Linked DNA regions of Homo sapiens: region 1 is linked to region 2. Evidence: chromatin loops called from intact Hi-C (ENCODE). Cell type or tissue: K562. All regions are shown on one strand. Links, peaks and the distances in the headings refer to the core of each region. The heading gives the core; the rest is flanking DNA. Region 1 holds the start of LOC105373817 (a long non-coding RNA gene). Region 2 has its middle 45 kb from the start of LINC01825.

What was found. A loop is a pair of places that touch in the nucleus more often than their neighbours do. Peaks named below come from ENCODE experiments on the same cell type or tissue, not always from the same donor. Only the 100,000 strongest peaks of a DNase experiment are listed, where the experiment ranks them.
Region 1: a loop joins it to region 2, with 6 times the contacts of the local background. A loop is called at or near these places in 1 of 110 quality-filtered maps.

Annotation. Positions count from the first base shown.
Region 1 is chr2:195,364,740-195,375,845 of GRCh38, forward strand. The region is part of intron 1 of LOC105376755 (a long non-coding RNA gene); the gene reads right to left. It overlaps LOC105373817 (a long non-coding RNA gene), which reads left to right and starts at 1,088. Exons shown (of 3, transcript XR_923733.3): 1 at 1,088-1,185; 2 at 4,006-4,104; 3 at 6,414-6,836. In K562, for the core only: no CTCF peak of the experiment used is centred there; no DNase peak of the experiment used is centred there.
Region 2 is chr2:195,482,484-195,493,589 of GRCh38, forward strand. No RefSeq gene overlaps it. Among named protein-coding and RNA genes, the nearest start is that of LINC01825, 45 kb to the right of the region's middle. In K562, for the core only: no CTCF peak of the experiment used is centred there; a DNase peak (open chromatin) is centred at 4,708.

The sequences.
Region 1 (11,106 bases), core at 1,993-6,992, 120 kb before region 2:
TAATTGTAGCTCCCATAATCCCCATGTATCATGGGAGGGATCGAGTGGGAGGTAATTGAATCATGGGGGCAGGTTTTTCCTGTGTTGTTCTTGTGAAAGTGAGTAAGTCTCATGACATTTGATGGTTTTATAAAAGGCAGTTCCCCTGCACACGTTCTCTTGCCTGCTGCCTTGTAAGACGTGCCTTTGCTCCTCCTTCACCTTCTACCATGATTGTGAGGCTTCTCCAGCCATGTGGAACTGTGATTCATAAATTACCCAGTCTCAGGTATGTCTTTATTAGCAGTGTGAAAATAGACTAATATAGAGCCTCAGTAGATCCATCCTGATATGGAGGCCACTCATCTCTCAGACACTGGTATCAAAACTTTAAACTTCTGTTCAATATCACTTCCTAGCATTGCAGTTGCCTTCTGGGACTTCAGCCAGCATGGTGGGCTCTAACGCCCCACCCTCTTATACCCTCTTTTCTCTCTCCTGGGAATTTGATCTTATTTCCCCTATGCCCAACGAAAGCTTAAGGTTGTACTGTACATGTGCCAACTTCCAGGCTCACATCAGCCTCCTGACTCCATCTCTGACCAATGAGTTCTCCCACTACTGTGCCAACCACCAGATGACTTCTCTGCGGATTCAGCTCTGGATTCCATCAAGGAACCAATGATGCTCCTTTGATTACCATAAAATGGCACATAGTAGGACTCACTCAGAGGCCAGCCCCCACTTCTCCTCAGTCCTTATTTCTTCACTTTCTCTCCTAAGGGGGTCCCAGCATATTTGTCAGTTCAAACTAATTTGGCAACCACCCACCCATGGCTGAATCTATGCACGACTGTCCTAAAAAAAAGTGTGGCAACTGCATTCCAGGGCTCAAAGACACTGCAGGCCCCACCTCCCACCTCCATCAAAATGCTTTTGCTTTTAGCTGTTATTCCCTGTTTCTGCCTACTGTTTTGTAACTGGATTTTGTCTCTCTGCTTAGTCCCTTTGTATTGTCTCTTCTGCCAGTCTATCTGATTTTCAATTTTAATTCTACATTTGGACTTTCTCACTAATTGCCCTCACTTCCATCCACCTACTGCAGCCTGAGGACAGGTCGAGGACAAGCCTGACATTCCATCGAGACCCGTAGGAACTGGCCAAAGCCCAGCACCCAAGAGGAAACATGGCTGGAAGAAGAGATTGGTAACTACCCAAATCAAAATCTTTTGTTTCATTTGAAATTGCCCCATTCATTCAAAACACTAATCCTTCTCCACTACCGATATACCTCTTAACCCCATCAAGGGAACCCATTTAAATTGCCAGAAGATCAACCCAAAACATATCATCATATTAAAGGAAAAATGAAAGGACATTGGTGGAAGTGATAATAGTATCTCCATATTTCCCTACTGGTTTCAAAACTTTTTTTTACGTTACTAATTCACATCCACAGGATTGGAAGTATTCATTAGAATTAAGTTTAGCTATGAGTGCCAGACACTCCAAGATAAAGTTTATTTCTCTTTTGTATATAAGTGACAGGTCCAGGGATGGCCAGGGACTCAGATGCCTGTATTCTTGCTCTACCATTCCCAGCATAAGATGCTCCTGCAGCGATTATCACATCTATTCTGGACCTAGCTTCAAGGGATGCCAGGAAATGCAGTCTTTAAGTGCCTATGTGTTTAGCTAAAAATTAAGAAAGAAAAAGATACAGATAGATATTACAGAACAATTTGTTTCTGCTACATTGGGCATGTGATTTCTAGTAATGTGTCCATTGAAATACAATTATGAAAAAGGTGTTGGTCCCTGTTCCTCCACTGTCATCATAACATTATGCAAATACATTTCTATGTATGTACCTATTTCTATGTAATGTGCATTTCTGTAGGTATCTAATGACATCCGGAAAAAATCTAATGAATTTTGAAGTACTTGAATCTTTTCTAAAATTTCTGATATCTGAGCCCATTTTATGATTATAAAATGCATTTTATCTACTTTTGCTTCATTGTTTAATGTAAATGAAATAATACAGAAATAAAATATTTGGTTCACTTTATGAGAGGTACAGCATGAACAACCAATTAAAAGTAGTTTCCAGGGATCCTTTGCCAAGAAACAAACAAGTAAAAATGATCTCTAAGTAAAGAAAGGGAATACTTGAAAGTCTTCTTTTTTTTTTTTTTTTTTTTTTGAGATGGAATCTCACTGTGTCACCCAGGCTGGAGTGCAATGGTATGATCTCAGCTCACTGGTTCACTGCAACCTCCACCTCCCAGTTTAAATGATTCTCATGCCTCAGCCTCCCAAGTAGCTGGGATTAGAGGTGCCTGCCACCACACCTGACTCATTTCTGTATTTTGGTAGCGATGGGGTTTCACCATGTCGACCAGGCTGGTCTCGAACTCCTGACTTGAAGTGATCCACCCACCTCAGCCTCCCAAAGTGCTGGAATTACAGGAGTGAGCCAGCATGCCCAGCTGAAAGTCTTCTTCATTAATACCTTTTATCTCGATATCATTTCATGAGTTTAAAATTTCATCATTAGCAGTTTATTAATTCTGAAAAAAGAAGCCTCTGAGGTACATATGGAAGAAATTATTAAGATATCTTACAGTTGATGAAACTAAGACTGAGAGGTAAATTATTTACATATATTACATAACTAATTGAGGATAACTGTGGGTCTAGAACCGAGGTTCTTTGACTTTTGAATCCAGTGGTATTAATTTCCTTGTTCGCAATTCCTAGGTGTAACTGCATTTATTCATGCATGTATGCATGCATGCATTCAACAATGACTTTTTAAATTTTGTTTTGATAAAAGTCCCTGGAATACACTCCTTTTAGGGGGTGTAAAAACTACCAAAGGAAATACCCTTTTAAAATAAAACATTCTTCAGTCTCGGGCTCTCCCCCAAAGTGGTTGCTTACTAGATACTGATATAGATATCTATATTGACATAAAGTAGGCTGGTGCAACTTGAATATATACAGCAGGGTACATTCAGATGCCAGTGCTATATTTGAAATCCAAATGTGTGTTTAGTTTTAAACCTGGTATTTTTAAAAATTAATGGTTTGGTTTTCTTTTACTGGGCAGCCTAGCTTCTGGAAGACCTTCACTGTGATCATAGAGTACAGAGTATTAGCTGTGGTTACCCAGGTGACCTGGCACCTAAGTGCCCAACCACTCAACAATAAAAGTCAGGATTACACCCAGCTAGGCCCATGAAGCAACCACAGACTCAACTGGTTATTTTTTTTCCTAACCAAACAAGATTAGACCAGTATTTTTGTGGACCTGTATATTCTCAGAACATTCTTATCTTCGTCTCTCCTTCATCAGCAGAGGCCAAACAATGTCAACTGTATCCAGCAGTTGACACTGAAGTGTCAACTGTAACCAGCAACTAACTCCCTTTCGGGCCAGGGTTGATTATTACCTTTATTCTACAGCTCTGTGTCTTAATGTAAAGCATTCAGTGGGAAGAAAAAGAATGTCCTTCTAAGCTGCACATCTAGAACCAGAACATATCCCCATTCAGAATAAACTAGTATTCAATTTCTGCCTAGCAAAGATAAAATGGAGAGCAATATATATGTATGTTTCTTACCCTCCTGAAGTTGACAATCTAAGAATCTAAAACTAAAGACAGACAAACAAGTAACTAGGAAGGAAGGAAGGGAGGGAGGGAGGGAGGGAGGACCAGGCTCTCAGAGGGTTGGCTAGATGCACACAAGTTGCCCACAGCCAACTCAGCTGAAGATAATAATTTATTCTAATTTGCTAAGCTGGACTTTGAAAATGCAATGTGAGTGAGTAACCATCCTCTAACATGTCTATCATTATGAAAGGAAAACTAACAGTTATGCCCGAGAAATCTATAATATCAACCACTGGTATCTGCATTCAATGCTGACCTACGTACACTATTGGCCCTACTTACACTCTTAAAAGAGAAAATTCAAAACAGATGTGCCTTGATAATTTATTCCTTTTCAATGAAATAGATTTCAGGAACTGAATTTCAACTACAGTGTTATTGGAAAGGAGGCCTAATCCAGACCCCAAGAGAGAGTTCTTGGATCTCATGCAAGAAAGAATTCACGGTGAGTTCACAGAGCAAAGTGAAAGCAAGTTTATTAAGAAAGTAAATAGAAGGGTGGCTACTCCATAGACAGAGCAGCCCCCAGGGCTGCTGGTTAGCTATTTTTATGGTTATTTCTTATCATCTGCTAAATATTGGGTGGATTATAAGTTTTCTTATCATATGCTAAATATGGGGTGGATTATAAGTTTTCTAGGAAAGGGGTAGGTATTTCCTGGAACTGAGGGTTCCTTCCCCTTTTTAGACCGTATAGGGTAACTTCCCGAGGTGGCTATGGCATTTGTAAACTGTCATGGCACTGGTGGGAGTGTCTTTTAGCATGCTAATGTATTATAATTACCATATAACAAGCAGCGAGGATGACCAGAGGTCACTTTCCACACCATCTTGGTTTTGGTGGGTTTTGGCTGGCTTCTTTACTGCATCCTGTTTTATCAGCAGGGTCTTTATGACCTGTATCTTGTGATACCAGTCCTGTTGACCTCCTAGCTCATCCTGTGATTGAGAATGCCTAACCTCCTGGGAACGCAGCCCATCAGGTCTCATCCTTATTTTACCCAGCCCCTATTCAAGATGGAGTCACTCTGGTTCATTTGAACTCTGACAACACCACTAAGAACCATTATAGGGATGCTTCAGTCTTCAAATTTTTCTGAGGTAGTTTTGGATGTAGTTAGAAATTAATCCTATGAGAGGGTAATAGAAAGCCAAGGCTCAAAGTTTTGAATCATCTATGGGCCAGTTGGCATCACTGTATGAACTGCATTCATAGTTTCTACCAGTTCCTGATTATAAAGGGAACCATTCATTGATTCACTCATTCATTAAATTAATATTTGAGGATCTAAGCATGTGAGAGAATAGATGGCTGAGCAAAAATCTAACACTTCTTGAAATTTTTAAATCAGAGGCATTTGATTTCATGAAAAATTAATTACATGCCTATTGTGCATTGAGACCTATGCTGTTAAGCTGATTGGCAAACCACTGATTTTAATGTAATTAGATAAAGCTTATGATAGATATATGCAAATGATGCTACTGAAAGGTAAAGTAAGAAGCAGGCAACTGCTCTATGAGGACACAGAAATATTTTTGTTGTTGTTATTGTCATTTATTTCTGTGTGTGTTTAATCTTGTGTTATTACATTCTAAGCACTGTACTAAGTATTTTTTGGGAATTCTGGTTTAATATTTACAGCATCCTAGGAAGTGAGCATTCATTTTCTCTACTTCAGCCTTACATGTGTGGAGGGAGAGGATGGGAGTGGGGAGAATGGCGGGACATTAAAGTTGGCCAGGTAAGAAGAGCCAGGCAATAAATGGTTTTATAGCGTAAGTAACTTGAAGGCAGGAACTACCAGAGAATTTTTATGCAGAATAGTAACATGGTCTCCTTTCATGTTACGAACAGCATTCAGCCTTTGCATTAGATTTGTGGGCATATGCCCTCAGCAGCTTTCTTGAAAGAAGTTCTGCTAGGTCATAAACATTAGACATTATAAAAGTGTTCTCCACAGCTGTTACAGAATAAGTTACATAAAGAATCAGAGGGAGCCCTGATTAAGATAACCTTGCCAAAGCAAGGTAGCGTGTGCAACCATCATATCAATAGCTCCAGAAGCACTGTTTGAAGGCATGGCTCATTCATTCCATGGCGTTGTTTTTCTCCTGTTGGTACTTTATAGGGATATGAAAATTAGTGATTATCTGTAAAATACATTATCAATTTATTCCTGATAAATGTGATAAAGTTGTTCATTTGCTGTACCCAGAGAATGAAACAGAGTTGTACCAAGGTTAAGCATTAAGTATTATAAAAGAAGAACACACACACAATCTTCTGTGAACACACACAACCTCCTGCCAACACACACAACCAGGAAGTTCTGCTTGATCTAATAAATGTGGATTCTGTGTTTTATATTGTTATAATCAGAATATACTAATATCAGCTTCCCTGGACACACTGAGTAATATGCCATGGCTATAGTGGAGTGGTTATCATTCTAGCTACAGACTAGAATCTCTGAGCAGCTTTTTAAGAATATTCACTTTTAGATCTCACCCCAGACTAATTCTTTCAGAATTTTTCTAGGCCAGTCCCAGTATTGGTATTTTTTTAAAGGTCTCCAGTTGATCTGTTACGTAACTGGGGCTGAGAACTGCAAACTCTTAGGGGATGCATAAGGCTGCATGAGTGGCTGAGTGTGGTGTGGCGAATTTCAGTTCTTTCCAGGGTAAAGACCTTCTTTAGGCCTTTGGGATTTTTAATGTAATCAAAACAAATTACTTGTTTGATTGTCTCAGCATACCTGTGAGGACATCTGTAAAGGCGAAGATCAAACTGATGAAGAAACTGTCAAGAAATGCTGTTGAATCTCAGGTACTATCGTTGGCCCATTTTAACAATTTTAAGGAATCAGGTTTTGAAATTTGGTCCACAAAGAATTATGTATTTACTCATACATTTTACCCGCAAATAGTATATGTTACCTCCAAAGGAGCAATGCTGGTTGAATTATTTATAAAATGATAAGCTTCTCAAGGAAGCTATTAAGAGAGAGAAACCAGGGCCTTTTTCCTACACAGTGATGGTTAATAAATCAAAATAGACACTTTGTTAATATGGCTAAATATAATAACAATACTGACAACTATAAAAGTCAAATTATTACAGAAAACAAAACTAAGTATCATATAATGCCTTTCTTATTGATCTGAGCAGTTCCAGTCAACCCTTACTAAAACTATTTTTATTAGAAGATTTAAGGGTTATGCTTTTATTGTTTTCAACTCATCTTGAATCTTTCAAGCTGGAGATTAACTCCCTAGGGACTACTTCTGACTGTGACGCTTTCAGGACAACATAGTTCAGCCACCTAGAGATTATCGACATGTCGCAAATAAGATTCTTTTCTAGGGCTGCTTTCTGGAAATGAAAGCAGTCTGTAGTGGGCTCTTCCATCCCCAGTCAGGTGAATAAGCTCAAAGGATATGTGTACCCTTTCTCCATAATAAAAGAAGATAAATGTTATAGTAGATGAGGCATAATGCTGTTTGCCTGTGCAAAATTACAAGATGGGCTTTTCCTAATCATAAGAAACCAATTTTCCAATGTCAGTCTTACAAGGAGTGGAAGTTTCTCACTTTCAAAGGTCACCATGGCTAAGTGGTCATTTTAGAAACCACCTCTAAGACAGGCTCAGATAAATCTTTTTCAGATATAGTTTATAGTCATAAAAAGACCATATTAAACCCTACGTTGAAAAAAGACACCATGTATTCCAGAACATATAATTATGAAACAACATGTACAAAACTTTTAAATAATTTTTTCAAAAAATTTTCAAGTACATTTATATTTCACTTTATTTTCTGAGGATGAACTGAATTATAATACAAAGCCTAGAAACTCAGAGTTTTGTAAAGGAGATGACCACCTCCCTGAAGAGGATCCAATATTTCCTAATGGAGGCTATTACATAATTACATGTTTAAAATTGCATTAGCTTTCTGTCCTTTAATTCTACTCCTTGAGTATATTTGGCATAACTATTGTTTACTCTCTTTCAACTTTACCCTATCCAAATTCATTTGTAAACATTAAACTTATATGCTAAATATCAATATGCAGTTTTCTTCCTTTACTTAAAAACACACATGTATCAATTTCTTTGATTACTGCAATCCTGTCTGCAGTACAGATATATGCATGCTGTCTGTAATTTCTGTTGTGTGTCTGCATCTTATCGCCACACAGGACTCTTAAGTTCTTGGATGGTAGAGATGTATACATTCCTGGTCTGATCAATATCCTCAAGAAAAGAAACAAATAAGCCTTCCCTTATTAAAAGTCTGCTGCATTTTCTTAATATTATGGAAATTCCTTCCTACAATTAAAACAGCGTGTGTGTGTTTGTGTATACTTTCAGAAACAGAAATTTCAATGACTCAGTAACATTCAAATAACAATATAAATACTGGTTTCATTAAATCTTCCATTGTCTTCAATGGTGCCCTGTTGCAATTTGAGAATAAAAAATTGGAAAAACTCTGCTGTGTCAGTTATGCATGCTTTAACAACATCACCACTAAAATCTAGTAGACTTTTCTCATTTAATTCACTGTGCAAAGCCTCATGGATTAGGTGGAAAGTTACAACTTGATGGTTATTTGATGGGGGTGGGAATGTGAGTAGAAAAAGATTCTTTGCATTTCTTATAGATATTTTGAGTACTCTTTGATACCTTCTGTATTAGCAGCTAATCAAAATATTCTCCTGGGAGCATGCTAAAACATTTTCCTAGCAATTTAATCTGGGTGAAATAATAACGTATTAATACCTGTTTATTTTCTTGTTTTTTTTATTTATTTATCTTTATTGTTATACTTTAAGTTTTAGGGTACATGTGCACATTGTGCAGGTTAGTTACATACATATACATGTGACATGCTGGTGTACTGCACCCACTAACTCGTCATCTAGCATTAGGTATATCTCCCAATGCTATCCCTCCCCCCTCCCCCCACCCCACAACAGTCCCCAAAGTGTGATGTTCCCCTTCCTGTGTCCATGTGATCTCATTGTTCAATTCCCACCTATGAGTGAGAATATGCAGTGTTTGGTTTTTTATTCTTGCGATAGTTTACTGAGAATGATGGTTTCCAATTTCATCCATGTCCCTACAAAGGACACCAACTCATCATTTTTTATGGCTGCATAGTATTCCATGGTGTATATGTGCCACATTTTCTTAATCCAATCTATCATTGTGGGACATTTGGGTTGGTTCCAAGTCTTTGCTATTGTGAATAATGCCGCAATAAACATACATGTGCATGTGTCTTCATAGCAGCATGATTTATAATCCTTTGGGTATATACCCAGTAATGGGATGGCTGGGTCAAATGGTATTTCTAGTTCTAGATCCCTGAGGAATCGCCACACTCACTTCCACAATGGTTGAACTAGTTTACAGTCCCACCAACAGTGTAAAAGTGTTCCTATTTCTCCACATCCTCTCCAGCACCTGTTGTTTCCTGGCTTTTGAATGATTGCCATTCTAACTGGTGTGAGATGGTATCTCATTGTGGTTTTGATTTGCATTTCTCTGATGGCCAGTGATGGTGAGCATTTTTTCATGTGTTTTCTGGCTGCATAAATGTCTTCTTTTGAGAAGTGTCTGTTCATATCCTTCGCCCACTTTTTGATGGCGTTGTTTGTTTTTTTCTTGTAAATTTGTTTGGGTTCATTGTAGATTCTGGATATTAGCCCTTTGTCAGATGAGTAGGTGGTGAAAATTTTCTCCCATTTTGTAGGTTGCCTGTTCACTCTGATGGTAGTTCCTTTTGCTGTGCAGAAGCTCTTTAGTTTAATTAGATCCCATTTGTCAATTTTGTCTTTTGTTGCCATTGCGTTTGGTGTTTTAGACATGAAGTCCTTGCCCATGCCTATGTCCTGAATGGTAATGCCTAGGTTTTCTTCTAGGGTTTTTATGGTTTTAGGTCTAACATTTAAGTCTTTAATCCATCTTGAATTGATTTTTGTATACGTAAGGAAGGGATCCAGTTTCAGCTTTCTACATATGGCTAGCCAGTTTTCCCAGCACCATTTATTAAATAGGGAATCCTTTCCCCATTGCTTGTTTTTGTCAGGTTTGTCAAAGATCAGATAGTTGTAGATATGCGGCGTTATTTCTGAGGGCTCTGTTCTGTTCCATTGATCTATATCTCTGTTTTGGTACCAGTACCATGCTGTTTTGGTTACTGTAGCCTTGTAGTATAGTTTGAAGTCAGGTAGTGTGATGCCTCCAGCTTTGTTCTTATGGCTTAGGATTGACTTGGTGATGCGGGCTCTTTTTTGGTTCCATATGAACTTTCAAGTAGTTTTTTCCAATTCTGTGAAGAAAGGCATTGGTAGCTTCATGGGGAAGGCATTGAATCTATAAATTACCTTGGGCAGTATGGCCATTTTCACGATATTGATTCTTCCTACCCATGAGCATGGAATGTTCTTCCATTTGTTTGTATCCTCTTTTATTTCCTTGAGCAGTGGTTTGTAGTTCTCCTTGAAGAGGACCTTCACATCCCTTGTAAGTTGGATTCCTAGGTATTTCATTCTCTTTGAAGCAATTGTTTATGGGAGTTCACTCATGATTTGGCTCTCTGTTTGTCTCTTGCTGGTGTATAGGAATGCTTGTGATTTTTGCACATTGATTTTGTATCCTGAGACTTTGCTGAAGTTGCTTATCAGCTTAAGGAGATTTTGGGCTGAGACAATGGGGTTTTCTAGATATACAATCATGTCATCTGCAAACAGGGACAATTTGACTTCCTCTTTTCCTAATTGAATACCCTTTATTTCCTTCTCCTGCCTAATTGCCCTGGCCAGAACTTCCAACACTATGTTGAATACGAGTGGTGAGAGAGGGCATCCCTGTCTTGTGCCAGTTTTCAAAGGGAATGCTTCCAGTTTTTGCCCATTCAGTATGATATTGGCTGTGGGTTTGTCATAGATAGCTCTTATTATTTTGAAATATGTCCCATTAATACCTAATTTATTGAGAGTTTTTAGCATGAAAGGTTGTTGAATTTTGTCAAAGGCCTTTTCTGCATCTATTGAGATAATCATGTGGTTTTTGTCTTTGGCTCTGTTTATATGCTGGATTACATTTATTGATTTGCGTATATTGAACCAGCCTTGCATCCCAGGGATGAAGCCCACTTGATCATGGTGGGTAAGCTTTTTGATGTGCTGCTGGATTTGGTTTGCCAGTATTTTATTGAGGATTTTTGCATCAATGTTCATCAAGGATATTGGTCTAAAATTCTCTTTTTTGGTTGTGCCTCTGCCCGGCTTTGCTATCAGGATGATGCTGGCCTCATAAAATGAGTTAGGGGGCATTCCTTCTTTTTCTATTGATTGGAATAGTTTCAGAAGGAATGGTACCAGTTCCTCCTTGTACCTCTGGTAGAATTCGGCTGTGAATCCATCTGGTCC
Region 2 (11,106 bases), core at 2,254-7,253:
CAGGGTTCTTTGTACCTAACAGAAACTGACTCTACCTAACTTAAGCAGAAAGAGAATTTACAGGAAGAATATGGTGGAGCTCAAAGAATAAAATAGCCAGAAAGGACAGGAGCAGAATATCTCTAGCAATCTAGGTAGCAAGAACTAATGGGCATTCTGCCTGGACACTATCATTGGGTAAATCCACTTTAACTGCTTTTCCATCTAAATTAAGTCTAGGAAAAATCTGATTAGCCTACCTTGGTTACTCACCTAGAAGAGTTGAGAACCCTTTGACCAAGGTTGCTTGTAATGTGAGAAAGAGAAATTGAGAAGTGTTTAAGAGGAGAAGGAGAAATGGATGTTGGGTTGCATAAGTAAGTAAATAAATAAATAAATAAATAAATAAATAAACATCCTCTTTAAGTAAGCTCATATCACAGTATAATACATACTCTACGTATTTTTGGAGAGAAAGTTTTTAAAACTTGCATTTCACTTAGCAATGACTTTATATAAAAGGCCTGGTGAACTTTTTAAAATGTTTATTAAAACTACAATTAACCTAAGTAAAAGTTTTTGACACACTAAAAAACAGTTACTGACCGGGCGCAGTGGCTCATGCCTGGCCTGTAATCCTAGCACTTTGGGAGGCAGAGGCAAAAGGAACACTTGAGCTCAGGAGTTCAAGACCAACCTGGGCAACATGGTGAGACCTCATCTCTATTTAAAATTAAATAAAAAACTAAAAACAAGAAAAAAAAACAGTGACCTGCAGATTCTCCTATATTTGCAAGTTAGCATGAATATTTTAAGTAGCTCCTGAATGTACTTTTGAACTTTTATAATCTAAAGAAACAGATATTTGTGCACTTTAAGAATAAAAGTTCAAAACTTACATTTTGAAATCATGCCTTGACATTGTCTCACCTTACACTGTATTACAATACAGGCTCTAGGACCGTGGACTGTTTTCTATGAAAATATGTTCAGGACTCTTGGATGTGTGATCCCAAGAAGGATTTAAAGCTGTAATCTGGGCTGAGCACAGTGAATTATGCCTGTAATCCCAGCTCTTTTTGAGGCCAAGGCGGGAGGATCACTTGAGCCCAGGAGTCCAAAATCAGCCTGGGCAAAATAGTGGGACCCCTATCCTACCAAAATAATAATAATAATGATACTTCAACTGTGCAGACATTTCTTATAAAAATTCATTCTCAATTTTGCCTATTTTAGCTAAACTTTTGCAAATACTACCTGATCAGAAAGTCTACATCTAATTTATGATTTTGAGCTTGGAAATTAGGCAGCATGAATTAGGCAGAAAAAATAAATTTGAAAAATTGTACAGCTCAGATTCTGAGGTTGATTTAGGAACTACTATTCAAGCCACAAGATAAAGATTTTGCAGTTAATTACTAAAACATTTAATACTTCTGGGCATGAATAAAAGTATAAAAATGTAGTACTGATCTAATATTTTCAAAAACATACTAAAGGCACCATTCAATGGAGCAGACATTTAACAATAATCTTCTGCCAAATTCTGGGGCTGGAAAGATGAATAAGACATAGGTGCTCCCCCCCTTCCAGTCACTCAAAATTTAGAAGCCTTGTAATATATAATTGTAATTTTATATGGGAAGCAATAAAAGAATTACGTACATGATGCTGAAATAGTATATAGAAGGAACGGCTTCTTAGGAGATGGATGTTTGATTGACTTTGAAAGATGAAAAGGTAATCAGAGTGGAAAAGACTTGCCAACCAAGAAAACAAATAATAAAGGCCTTGAAATAGTAGGAAACATGGAGAGATATAGGAAAGGCAATAAATGTGCTATTGCTAGAGCATGACTTTGAAGTGACTACAGAACTAGTAGCTAGACTCAGGGCCATATCAAAAATGCTTTTTATGCTATAATAAGGAATTTTAACTTAATCTTACAGGTCAGCATTTCCTAAGCTATCTACCCTAAGAACAAAAAGCTCCTTTGAAGAATTTCTATAAATGTTCATGCTCAACCCAATAAGCCTGAGAAATACTGCATACTAAAATTCTACGTAGTAGACATTACAGGTGAGGGCCAACATCTATTTCACCACCTTTTCAATAAAGTTTCATTGCAGCTTGAGGAACTGATTCCATCTGCAGAGAAGGGCCCTGATGAGTCTAAGCAAATACAATATGTCTCCCTTGCCCAAGATTGATTAAGGAACTGTGACCTAGGCCAATCAGCACAGGACATTCTCCTGGTGACAGTTACTGGTCCAGAGTTGGACCTAAACTATTACAGTTGACCCTGAAACAACATGGAAGTTAGAAGCATCAACCCTACACACAGACAGAAATCTGCATAGTACTTTTGTCTTCCCAAAAACATAACTGCTAACAGTCTACTGCTGACCAGAAGCCTTGCCAATAATACTAAGAAACTGTTATTTTTAAAAATCATAGAGAAGAAAAAATACATCTACTACACATTAAGTGTAAGTGGATCATCATAAAGCTCTTCGTCCTCATCATCTTCATGTTGAGTAGGCTGATGGGAAAATAGAAAGGGAAGGGATCTGTCTTGCTGTCTCAGAGGTGGCAGACTGGGGAGGAAATTCAAGTATAAATGAATTCAAGCAGTTCGAACCTGTGTTGTTCAAGGGTCAATTGTACATCAGACTGAACAGAAGTACTATTGTTCCATGATTGTAGAAAAACACTCTCTTTCTCTCCCAGAAGGCTTAAGTGAGAATAAATACAGCTTAAATGCTATAGGAAATGGGCAATGATCCTATGACTACAAGAACCAACCTCAGGATGATATAAGGGTGGATGGCAGAGCAAAAGGTGAAAGAACCAGTCTTTGATGCCATCATTGAATTGCTGGATCTAAAGAGAAGAATAAGACCTCATTTATGATGTCAACAGGGTCATTCATTCTTACAGGGAAGAAGGCACATATACAGTAATTTCAAAACACTTTAAAAAGTACTATAGTAGGCCAGGCAAAGTGTCCCACACATGTAATCCCAGCACTTTAGGGGCCAAGGTAAGAGGATCACTTGAGCCCAGGAGTTCAAGATCAGCCTGGGCAACATAGTAAGATCCCATCTCTACAAAAATAAAAATTAATTAGCAGGGTGTGGTGGCATGCCTGTAGTCCTAGCTACTTGGGAGGCTAAGGTGGGAGGATCACGTGGCTGGGAGGTCAAGGCTGCAGTGAGCCGTGATCACAACACTATACTCTAACCTGGGCGACAGACCAAAATTGTGTCTCAAAAAGAAATTAAAAAATAAAAATAAAATAAATGAAAAGTACTATAGTAAATTTTAGTACAGAAATGAAAAAACAAAGAAGAAGAGACTGACTCTCCTCTTTGTTTTTTGGCTCTCCTCTTCTTTCTAGTCAAGGCCAGAAAAAGCTTTACATGCGTTTCACCTAAATCTTGAGTAATGTACAGGAGTCCACAGTCTACAAGTTCAATTTGTTTTCATACACTGATATATTTAGCATTTTATATTATAGCCAAGTGGTCATAAAATTATGAAAAGTAAAATCATTTTTAAATGGAGGTGCTGACAAGTTGCATATGAATTTAAAATGCATTAAACATAGTTTATGATTTAGTCTCATTATACATAGTAGGATTGAAAAGGGAGTTTTTTAGATCTAACAGTCTAAGAAGACATAAAACACCTAGAATAAAATAAAGATTTGGAACTACTCATGCATATTTTTTTCTGCATTTTAAACAACATACTGTCATTGTAAAAATCATGTGATTTTATCTCCTATTTTTTCAGTTTTGCATTTATATTTTATTTTACAGATACCATTCTATACAGTGGAATTTCACTATTTGCCTGAGTTTAATGCCATTTCTCAAATACCAATAGCCAATCATGATACAATTTAAATTGCTTGAAAAGGATTTTGTGATGGGCAATATAAAAGGCCATGGGGATCCTTTGAATATGTAGTCGAACTTTTTAGTTCTCATTAATACAATAAGCCTTGTAATCACTGTTCAGCGAACTATACCTTTAATGTTGAGTTATCTTCCCATAAGTAAAATGTCAATTGTGCCATAAATGCCATTTGACTTGGGTTTTGTTTCTGCTTAAAAAAAGGGTATACAAATTATAATTGATGATATCATTTATTGCCTGAAAACACCAAACCTAGCAAGCTTTGTTTCCCCACCTAATGATTTAAGTGTGCTCTTACCCAGAAACATTCTGAAGAGTTTCTCACCACATAATAAAACAAAGTGTTATATTATCCTTATGACTTGTCAAAACCGAGGAATCGGAAAGAGACAGCCTGAAAAGGAAAACCACATCAAAGTTGTTTTACTTCCAGGAAAATGATTTGATCATTTAAAAATTTTAAAACTATTTTTCATATTTAATTGAATTTTTTAACCTAAGTTGTTGGAGATTGAAACATTCTCATCTATTTTATCTTAGCAAAATGAAGATAAATGTAAAAATGCCATGTGCATTCTTTATTTAAAATGACTCTTCTTTGTGGAATAGAGGCTTTAGACATAAAGTTCTTCATCTGTAGCAATATTTTGACTATCTTTATGCTGGAATCTTTATCCTGACAGTTGTGCAGCTGTACAGGTTTGCAGCTTTCTGAGCTAAACTCAAGAGGCTCTGAGTCCATGCCAGCTGTCTTTCAATTTCACATCAACTCTCTTGGTGCTTTGTCAGTTTAAAGCTTTTGCAAAGTTTGCAGGGCCTGAATTCATTAGATAAGGGAAATGAGTCATCTAAATCTTACCCAACCTCAACTGCCATAGACACTCACTATTGTAAATTTCCTTCAAGATTGAATTGGAAAATAGACCCCATGGGTTTTTGTCAGTGTTGGTATTTGATGATACCCTTGTAACAGCAGCTGCTGAAGCTGTGTGTACCTCAATAAATTCTATTTTAAATTCCCTTTCCTTCATATTTTATATATAAAATTGGAAGGCAACGGCTGCAATAATAAGGGCAAAAAGGTCATTTAAAGTTCAGTTCACCAGGCACATGATAGGCAACTCATCACAAAGGCACTTTTTAAAAATAATTATGGTTATTAGAAACAAAATCCATCTTGTTTTTAAAGAATTCTGCAGCATCTTAAAACAGGTAAGAAACAGATTGTCAGGGATAGTTAAGTTGGAACACAAAGCTTCAACAAACACAAGGATTTGACAATTCCTCTGGGAGTGAGGAGCAGCCTTATTATCACAAGCCATCACATTGATCTGTATTTTGGTACAGGAGGATCTTAGATCTGCAGAGACCCAGCCCTTACCACATGTTATTAGAAATATTTAAGTGCATGCCTGTATTTTAAACTGAAAGGGGGAAAAAAAACAATACTACATGGAACAGAAAAAAAGTATCGATAACATTCTGTAAGACTATAAATAAATGAGTGCTTCATCCCACAAAGATTAAAATCTGTATAAATTTTGCCTTCTGGAAGTACTTTCCAAGACATTGAGGAAAGAAAACATGAAGTATCAAAACAGGAGAAATGACAGAGAAATAGAAATCGCCTGCAGTAGAATTTCAGGTTATGTTAACCAAATGACATTTATTGCCCATTGCTTTTCTACAACTAAGTCATTACAGCACAGTGTGACCTAAAGCATGGTCTTCAGAATTAGAAAGAGCCACTTAGAATGTATATGATCTTGGGGAGTCTATTCTTACTTTCTGAGCCTTAGTTGCCTTGTTTGCAAAATGGGGATACTATCCAATTCATGATGCCATGAAAAATACTGCATGTCAAGTATCTGGCATATAGTTTATGAGCAAAAAAATGCTAACTATTAATTTTTAATGGCCCTGTAATCCCAGCACTTTGGGAGGCAGAGGCAGGTGGATTACAAGAGGTCAGGAATTCGAGACCAGCCTGGCCAACATGGTGAAACTCAGTCTCTACTAAAAATACAAATATTAGCCTGGCGTGGTGGCAGCACCTGTAGTCCCAGCTACTCGGTAGACTGAGGTAGAAGAATCACTTGAACCCGGAAGGCGGAGGTTGCTATGAGCCAAGATCGCACCACTGCAGTCCAGCCTGGGTGACAGAGTGAGACTCCATATCAAAAAAAAAAAAAAAAAAAAAAAATTAATGGATGCCATAGTGTAAAAACTTTGTAACTGTATTGTTGCTGTCTCAATTTATAACCCAGAGTAATTATTAAACCTATTCCTGGGAAATTTGGGGAAACTAGAGTGTCTATTGAAGTTCTCTTTGTGTATACCACTCATTGCCCTCTTGTGATGGGGAAGGAAAATACATGTAATGAAGAATTTAAGACATCTAACCAGTCAACTAGATACTTACTAGAGAGGCCCACAAGCTCTAATAATGCTGTCCAATAGTGCTTTCTCCAATGATGGAAATGTTCCATATCTGCACCATCAAATATGATAATGACTACATACTTGTGACTACTGAGCATGTGAAATGTGACTAGTGCCAACTGAGTAAACAAATTTTTATTTTATTTCAAATAATTCAAACATAAATAGCCATATGTGGCTAACACTGTCATATTGTGTAGCACATCTCTGATTGACACTTTCATTAGAACTTCTTAGGGAACATAAGAGAAAAGTAGATCTGAGTGAATAAAAATTCAGTAAAGATATCAAAAGGCCTGTTCCCTTAATGCAATCCCTGGATCTTTAGAAACATGTTACTTACTGAGCTGTGATGCATCAAAACTTCTAATGGAATCAGCAGGGGCTTTGCCAAGTAATATGAGAGAAGTGATGAGCTACTCAGATAGTTCTGCCAAAGTGCGGTGGAGAGCTCTGCCCAAGTGTGGTGGAGAGCTCTGCCCAAATATGGCAGAGACAACTGTCAGCTGCTTGATAAGATGAAAAATAGCAGGACTCTTTAGAACTGCCATTGTCATAAGCTTTCCAAAGAGGTATCCCTGAAAGAACCCAATGCCGACAGGAGCCACCTCCAGCAGAATCAATGCTTGACAATAAACAAGGAGTCATTGTTAGGGTTGGTTTGCAAAGACACAGTCACATCTTGGAAATCCTCGTCTCCTCTACTTTCAGTTGGACGTTATCCTTGTAGAAAAAGGATATGTGACCTAACATATGTTAGGATGTAAACTAACATATTCATAGGTTCTAGACACTAGGACAGCTTTAAGGGGCCATTATTCTGCCTAACCCTCACATACACACACAGTCCTACTGTAACAAGCAGACAGGATGATGTTTTGAGTCCCCAGGGAACAATGTCAGCTTAGACCCTATTTCCAACAATTAACAAAATATTTGAGTACTCCCCTTTCCAAAATATATGATTATCCAAGTAAATGGTCATAGGTCCCTTTGAGTAAGGAATGATGAAAGTGTTACTCCTTATATGTGCTATATTGCAGGATACTTCTTCCTAAGAATTTGACCTCCTTTCAGTCAATGGGTTCTGGATCTAAGAACTGGCTCAGGTCTGTCAACTGAACAAAAGATTATGACATTAAATTGCAGTGGCTGCTCTTAGCTTCCTAATCATTAATACTTGATTTCTTTTGGTTGTATAGATTGTAAAATACCATTGTTGACTACCCATCTGTTTTGCCCTTGGGAACATCATACTCTATCTCCACAGCTCACTCTGGGTCAGACATGCTTGGCTTCCACTCTGACCTTTGATTGTTACAACAATTGTATTCACCTTGCTTCTGATAGTTAAGTGCACGACCTGACTTCCGTTATTTCAGGATTATTTCATGCTCTTTACTCTTCATGATCCCACTTCTATAATATCTTCTACTGTCAGCCCTGGCCTACAGAGGAGTGCCACCACTGAACTCAAAACAAAGCTAGCCATTCTGATTACTGCAGTTCACATCACTATGGCTAATAGTTTCTTTTTTTTTTTCTTCCAGCAAGTTAAAGATGTCACCCCATTGGGTTTTTTTTGTTTTGCATATTTTCTAGATAAGAATTGTGATTTATTGTATTTGTTCTTCCCTATGTAATTTGTCTTTTTTTCTTTGACTGTTTTCAAGACTTCCTCTTTGTCAGACTACTTCCAGCAGATTGAATATGATATGCCTAGAGATGCGTGTGTGTGTGTGTGTGTGCGTGCATGTGTGATTTTAATCATGCTTGGTATTCTTTGGTTTTGGTGTTTAATTGAATCTTTGCTTTAGTGTCTGTCATTAATTTTAGAAAATTATCAACTGTTGTGTGGTTGTTGTGGTGGTGGTTGTTGTTATAAGGGTGGAAGCATGCTCTTTTCAAGTTTTTGTTTTGTTATGTTTTGTTTTCGACAGGGTCTCACCCTGTCGCCCAGGCTGAGTACGGTGGCATGATCACAGCTCACTGCAGTCTCAACCTCTGGGGCTCAGATGATCCTCCCACCTCAGCCTTCTGGGTATCTGGGACTACAGTCACGTGCCACCACACCAGGCTAATTTTTGTGTTTTTAGTAGGGACGAGGTCTCACTATGCTGCCCAGGCTGGTCTTGAAGTCCTGGGCTCAAGCAATCCGCCCACCTCAACATCCCAAAGTGCTAGGATTACAGGTGTGAGCCACCACACCTGGCCCTTTTCAGCTTTTTATATGCTAAGCAGAATCCAAAATCCCCTTAGTACTTTGACAAGTAAATTCTGTCCACTCCACAGAACATAGTCAGCTGGTGGGTGGTCTAGCCTTACATAGTATATCCATTCTAAAATTCTCTGAGCTTTCTGATTGTTTTTTCTGTGGAAGTTATGGCATTTTTACTTTTTTGCAATGTGGACCATAACATTTTCCAAGTTTCTAAGCTCCAACGCAGAATGCTATTTCACCATCTCTTAAGGTCTTTTCAGTGTTAAACCCTGTATCATGATACAGTGATCTCCTATCAGTAAACTCTCCCTTATTCAACTTTCTCTTTTGAATCAGCACCCTTAGAATCCAGTCCCGTATAGACTCTTCAGTCCCTGCTAGTGTATGTTTGCTAGGTCCTGCAACTCCTTCCATCCCTTTGCTTGCTTACCAGGCTCAGCACTTCCCCAGACATTTCATGTTGTAATTTGACCCCTTGCTATTTGTCAGGAAATATAGGAAGGAAGGTAAGGGTATATTCTGGAGGGGATGGGGGGGTTGGTGTAGACACTTTTTTTGCAAGGAAGAAACCTCTCTCTACATTGTCTATAAGCAACCACACCTCTCTACAATGTCTAAAAGAAGGAGAAAGTCAAAGGTTTAGGAAAACATAAGAATTTTAGATTTTCAAGTGTATTGACCCAGATGTTCCTGTCAGTAATCGCACTCCTTTACAAACAGGGCTGTGGATTCTGTAAATGGACCTACCATGATTGAAAATTCAACTTTCTTTGGAGCTCTGACACAACTATAATTAAGCCCTGAGTTTAATCTTCAGCCTCTTCTGACCTCTGGCAGTAAATTAGAGTTTATGCTTCCAAAGAGGCCCTCTGGTTTTACCCTTCACCTTATAATGGTAAAAAATCATCCTTCCCTTTTTATTCTTTTCCTGTAATGCATTGATCCACCCCAGGGAGAGCCATCTCATTCAATAGTCTATAAATTATGATTTCACCTGAACCTCTCAAACACCTGACCTGTCATACCTGCCAGTGTTTTTCTTTTCAGCAGTATTCGATTACTTTTTATCACTCATGAAAGTTTTAAAAATTACAATGAAAATTCATGCCAGGCTCTATTAGTGCTCCAACTACCAACAGTGATGGTAAACCAATTCTTAAGTCTCATTTTAGAATCTGCTTCCTAGGACCCATGTTATTACTATATTATGGGCAGAATTTGCTGAAGGTTGGTCATTATTGGATTATTCCAACTTGCATCGTTGCTAAAAATATATAATTTATTGAACGTCACTAAGTGCTAGAGATGATGGTAAATGCTTTGCATATATCAGCTCTTTAATTCTTTCAAGAATACAAGACAATTAATATTATTTTAGCTAAAGCTTAGAGAAATTAAGTCCTTTGTCCAAGTCCTCACTGTTTGTAAATAACAGCTTCTGGGGTGATCTGTCCTCAAAATTAACGCCCCCCAAATACTGTGCCAGAGGGCCTTGTTAGAATAAAATAAACTACATGATACTATTAAGTTTCTGTAATCTAAAATCTTTGTATTCTGAAAATATATTATTACTTTTACTGATGCTCAAGCCTTGATGTCTTTCTGCCCAGGCACATACCTGGGATAGATTCCAAGATGCACTAAAATATCATCCAGATATAAGATAAGTTCTGTTTAAAAAAAAAAATACTTAATGTATTTAATAGTACTAGGAAAAGAGGATGGATGGATTAAGAACATCAAAAAAGTTTTTAGAATCCACTCATTAAAAACCATAATTGAGGAGGGAAAGAAAGAAGGGACCACACAAACACTCAGCCCAGGTGGTTAACTTTATCTCTGTCTCCGCAGCCCAGGAAAAAGTAGTCAAACCAAGTCAACAAGAATGCATTTCTCATGATGAAATATGTTGTTACAGACTCTGTAACATTTGGCTCTATTTTTCAGGAGAGCTAGCAAAAATTTTAGCCAACCACTATACAGGTAAAAAATAAGCAAAAGAAGATAAAAATACATGCTGCAAGTACTTCCAAACAACAAAACAGCTGAAAAAGTCAAGTAAAATTGATTTTTATTCAAATTGGGTTTACCCCTGTAAGGAGACTGTTGTCTCCTCTATTACAGACTGCATAGACATGCAAGCCAATGGTTTTAATTAGATTGGTGTGGTACACAGGCTGACTTCCGTATCAGATCAGTCAGCTGATACCTGGTCCAGCCCAGTTATTACAAAATAGGTAGGCAGATATTATAGATTTCCTGAACAGGTCAAAAATTTCTTCTGCCCCTATAAATGCTCCTCTGGGAAATTAAGTAAAGCAGTTACTTTCATGTGGGAACAACATGTGTGTTCTCTTTCAGTATCAGAAGCCTTTATGAGAGGTGAAGCCAGCTGGACTTCCTGGGTTGAGTGGGAACTTGGAGAACTTTTCTGTCTGGCTAGATGATTGTAAATACACCCATCAGCACTCTGTAAAAACGCACTAATCACCGCTCTGTGTCTAGCTAAAGGATTGTAAATGCACCTATCAACACTCTGT